2 separate regions of the Homo sapiens genome follow, and region 1 is linked to region 2. The links are chromatin loops, found by intact Hi-C in ENCODE. Cell type or tissue: Calu3. All regions are shown on one strand.

The links. Hi-C counts contacts between places; a loop is a spot of excess contacts. Peaks named below come from ENCODE experiments on the same cell type or tissue, not always from the same donor. Only the 100,000 strongest peaks of a DNase experiment are listed, where the experiment ranks them.
Region 1: a loop joins it to region 2, with 2.5 times the contacts of the local background. A loop is called at or near these places in 2 of 110 quality-filtered maps.

Annotation. Positions count from the first base shown.
Region 1 is chr2:214,309,723-214,312,222 of GRCh38, forward strand. The region is part of intron 15 of SPAG16 (sperm associated antigen 16); the gene reads left to right. Among named protein-coding and RNA genes, the nearest start is that of VWC2L, 100 kb to the right of the region's middle. In Calu3, CTCF peaks have their summits at 817 (motif pointing right), 1,082 and 1,406; no DNase peak of the experiment used is centred here.
Region 2 is chr2:214,592,701-214,595,200 of GRCh38, forward strand. No RefSeq gene overlaps it. Among named protein-coding and RNA genes, the nearest start is that of VWC2L-IT1, 84 kb to the left of the region's middle. RefSeq lists an enhancer at 901-1,541. In Calu3, no CTCF peak of the experiment used is centred here; a DNase peak (open chromatin) is centred at 1,201.

The DNA.
Region 1 (2,500 bases), 280 kb before region 2:
CCCCAACTTTGTTCTCTGGTTTGAACCTTGAGGTTTGGAGTTCACTTTGCCGGGGGAACCAAAGTGTGGCAGCTGCAGCAAAGTGCAAGTGGATACAGGGGTTCCTACCTCCCTGAGAGCATTCACCACAGTGGTAGAGGCAAGGCAGCAGCTGGGACAGCAGGTTGTGGGGTGTCCTGCTGGAGACTGTGCTGTTGCACTAGAGGTGATGTTGGCTGGTTTATTTTTTGTTGGTTTTCAACTTTCTCTTGGATCTCATTGAGCTTCCTTATAGTCTATATTTCTAATTTTTTATCTGTCATTTTCAAATTTTCATTCTATTGAGGATCCATTGCCATAGAAGTAGTGTGATCTTTTGGAGGTGTCAAAGCACTCTTTTTACACTGCTGGAGTTACTGAGCTGATTCCTTCTCTTCTAAAGAAACCGTCATTTTCTTTCTTTCTTTTTTTTTTTTTGAAATTGCTATTGTTTGCAAGGGACTTTATATTTATTTTTTCCTCCCTTGAAGGTGTGACTGTAGTACATATTTTGTATGATCATTTGGCTTCTGGGTGCTTTTAGACAACCGAGGCTCTGTATGAATTCATTGGTTATAGATAGCTTTTGTGTGGTGGCTTTCTCAAATTCTGCTTGTTGTAGCTATACATTGGGCATATGAGCCAATTCACTCTCTTCTAGGAGGCCAGGAATACAGGGATCTCAGGTAGCTGATGTCCTCCCTAGCACTGTGTCCTTCTGTCAGCCACTTTTTGTTTTGTTTTGGTTTTTGTTTTGTTTTTGGTGAAGTTTGGTCTCCAGTAGGTGGTGCCAGAGCCAGTTTCCCTTTGGATATTGAGATGATGTGTGGAAGCACCTGCCCTAATGAAGCTCATGGAGGGAGTTTGTGGTGGGATGCACTGAGGTTTCCAGGGTGGTAAAGAGAGGGCTGCACCAGCTCCCCATCCTGGGAAGTCAGGAATATGATCCACTTCCATATCATGCCCCTATCTCAGGGTTCATGGCCTTCAGTTCAGATAGTCACTGTCCTTTATCTCCAGGCCACAATGCAACTTAGGTCTGTGAGAAATGCCTGTCTGGTGGCTACTGATGAAATGACCTTTCAGCAGAACCTCTTCCCCCAACACCAAACAGATGACTCTGCAGTTAGTTGGTTTACACTGTTTTGCAGTGATGCTGCCACTCTGTGTAGAAAGGCAGAAATTAGCCCCGTTCTATGTACAAGCCTAAGCAGTGGGCACACCTTCACTGAGGACACAGCTATCCCAAAAAATGCTGGAAGGAGGACACTTACGGCAACCTCCAACAGGAAAGGCCTTGGCTACCTCTGCAGCAGTGTACGGGACAGTGGGAGATCCATTTCTGGCCACTAGGGTCACCTATCCACTAGGGCAGAACAGTGCCCCCTTTGGAGATCAGCACTGTTACCTGCATTTCCTCTGTTCCGAGGAGCGCTTTGGCAGTCTGCATTCCCCCTCTCTCCCTCTCTCTAGGGTCAGCACACTCGAAGGACTATACCTCTAGGGATCCCACAGCTCCCCAGGGACCTGATGGACCTCTGTAGTTGCCAAAGTCACCGTGGGTTTTGAGGTTCCCTGGGTAGGTTAATGACCCATAACAGATACACAAACAGTGTGGTCCCTGCCACCTGAGTCTGAGTTTGGTGTGAGTGTGAGCACACATGGAGGAAATGGCTGCCTCGTGCTGTGCCTGCTGGAAGTTCCCAAATTGCCACCAACAAACAGCATTGTTCTGGGTTGATTGATAGGGGAACCCCGACAGTTTGGCTGTTAGTAGTCTGTCACACAGGTGAGAGGAGCAAGAGATCCCCCTATTGTAACCTTTTGTCAGGACTCTAACTTCCTCTGGGGTCAATCTCTGCCAGATTCTGGCTGCCTTCCTTTTCTGCATCCCAACTTCTTTGTATGGGTTCTCCAACAGGTTTCAGCACACTTTCCTCAGTTCCACTTGGGTCATGATTATTCACCTGCAAATTTGATCTTCTTTCTGAGGAGAAATGGCATCCAACATCTCTAGTCAACTGTCTGGGGAAAAAAACTAATTTACTTTCTAAATGTTTCCCTTTAGTTAGTTAAGTTTAAAATGTGATTTCCTCCAGGAAATAATGATAATCTCTCTCTTTTGTGGCTGAAATGTATGCCCCACTCTACATAGCATACTTAGAGTCAGTGATGTGGATCCCACCCTCATACACCCTTACTCTTTTTTTATTTGAAGTAATAAAATAAAAACCTTTATCAAATGAAATGAGTTAATACTGACAGCGTATATTTGAAAATGAAAAATTGTAAATTTATAAGCATAAAAGTATCTCCACACTAATAAGAGGAATTATTCAAAGAAAGAAAAAATATTTTACATGGGTTTTAGTGTGTGAATCATTTCCTTTGTGATGAAAATGATCGTGTTTAATGATATGAATCATATCTTTTAACAGTTATGATAAATCTTCTAAATTCAAACTGAAAATTATATATCAGA
Region 2 (2,500 bases):
GAAATAAGTATAAAAGTAAAAAGGTATAGTAATGACGATGACATTAAACTGCTTTAGAAAATATATAAAATGAAAATTAGAATCAAATATCAAACTTCTAAACCAGGAGGAAAAAAATTGAGAAAAAAGATCAATCCAAGTTATAACAGGGGAGTAGGGGAGAGTAAGAGAAAATAACATGGTAATAGAAAGTAAAATGTTTTAATTAACCAGTAGTAACAACAAATATAAAGGTTTAAAATTACCTAATAAAAGATTAAATAAGATGTTTTTCAATTCAGCATATTATAAGAAAAACACCTAAAATAAAACACTGAAAATTCAAATAAAGGGATTAGAAAAGATATACAAAGTCAATTTTTTTTTTTTTGAGATGGAGTCCTGCTCTGTTGCCCAGGCTGGAGTGCAGTGGCATGATCTCAGCTCGCGGCAACCTCCACCTCCTGGGTTCAAGCGATTCTCCTGCCTCAGCCTCCTGAGTAGCTGGAATTACAGGTGTGTGCCACCACACCCAGTTAATTTTTATATTTTTAGTAGAGATGGGGTTTCATCATGTTGGCCAGGGTGGACTCGAACTCCTGACCTCAGGTGATCTGCCCACCTTGGCCTCCCAAAGTGCTGGGATTACAGGTGTGAGCTACCACTCCTGGCCCTAAAAATTATTTTTATAATACTTTTATAATATTTTATAATATTTTATAATATAATTATAATATTTTAAAAATATTTTTATAATATAATATTTTTATAATTTTATAAGTTATTTTGTTTTCATTGTATTGACATTTGCACTGATATTACAAAAGCAACAGTGGGTAAAACTGCTCAAACCAAGGCAGTAGCACTAAATTATACTAGTGGTCTTTTTCACTGCTATGTGTCAGAGATAGACACAATTGGACATTAATTAAAACAGTGAAAACAAATTTTATTCAATGACTACTCACAGTAGGGGAAACAGTCAAGCTCTATTTCAATTTGGGCAGAGGTGGTTTGGGTGTTTTAAAAGGAGAATGAGGAAGGGGTCAGTGTAGGGACTCAACAGAATCAGAGAAGTGAACAAGTACAAAGGGTTAGTCAGTGTGAAGGTAAGTAGGCCAGCTGTGTCTGCTAGCAGGTAGTTATCTAAGTTAAGGTTCTATCCTCCCACAGAGACTGGGAGAGAGAGGCCTTATCCTTTTTGATGACTGCATTTCAAAGGAATGGCCTCCCAGTGAGCAGCAAGAGCTATGTATTTACAATCCTGAGCCCATTTTAGTTAGTGAACTAAGAAAGGGAGGTCAGAGGCCTATCATTCTGTGTGTGTTGGCTAGAACAAATAGTAAGCTTTTCTGGCAGCATGAACTTTCTCAGGCAGGCATTTTAACGGGGACTGGAGTCATCCTAGGGACATGGTGTTATGCTACTGGAAGCCATGCCAGAGTTTTGTCAGGTCTCAAAGTGCAAGAGTTTGAATGAAGTTTCATGTGCCATGAGTTCTGCATTTTTCACATGCACTTGCAGAAAACACATGCCACCCCCTCACTCAGCTCCCAAAAGCCAGTTTTGCATAAGAATGACCTTCATGAAACGATATTAATTATATTAAAACTCAATCCTCGAGTACATGTCTTTTTAGTATGCAGTGTGACAAAATGGGAATTATAAATAAAGTACTTTCTGCTGCATACTAAAGTACTCAAGTTACCTTAAGGAAAAGCTATGTTCAATTGTTTGAATTGTAAAATGAACTACCACTTTTTTTCATGGAACATGATTTTTACTTGTAAGAATGACTGATGGACAAACTATAGCTATCAAAGTTTGTTTTTCTGCATACATTTTTCTCAAGAATATATGTAGCAAGTCTTATCACTTCAAGGAAAACAAGTGACAGCTAGCAGTATCTCTTGCCAATGATAAAACTCAACTTTTCAAGTGAAAATTGGAAAATTCGAATTTTGCAAAACTTGTATTCACCACCCTGAGCTTGATAGCTTTACAGTACTTCAAGACTGTTCTAACAAGATCAGTGTTTATCTTAATGAATGTAATTTTTTCCACACTATAGTATTACAAAATCAGGCAGAGGAAGAAGATCTATTCAAAGTGGTACAAGATACACCAATGGATATCATGTGTAACAGAATAACTTATTGATATGATTTCAGATTTCTTCTTGCCATGAACTGTTAGTTTTGGTGTACTACCAAAAGAAATATCCGCAATTACCTTCTACCACTCCTATAGTTCAACATTTTCTTGGAGTTCCTAGTCAACAAAAAAATGATAAAAGAAATAACACATGAGTTGTACAAAAAAAGAGACACAATTGTCATTATTTGCAGATGTTACTATCTACATAGAAAAATCAAGAAAATATCAAATAATAAAAACTTATGCAGTTCAGCAGCTGAATGAACATGTAAAAATTAATAGCATTTCTCCCCAAGTCATAAATAGAAAATGTAATGGCAATAAAAATCTCATTTATAATGACAACAGAAAATATAAGGTACTT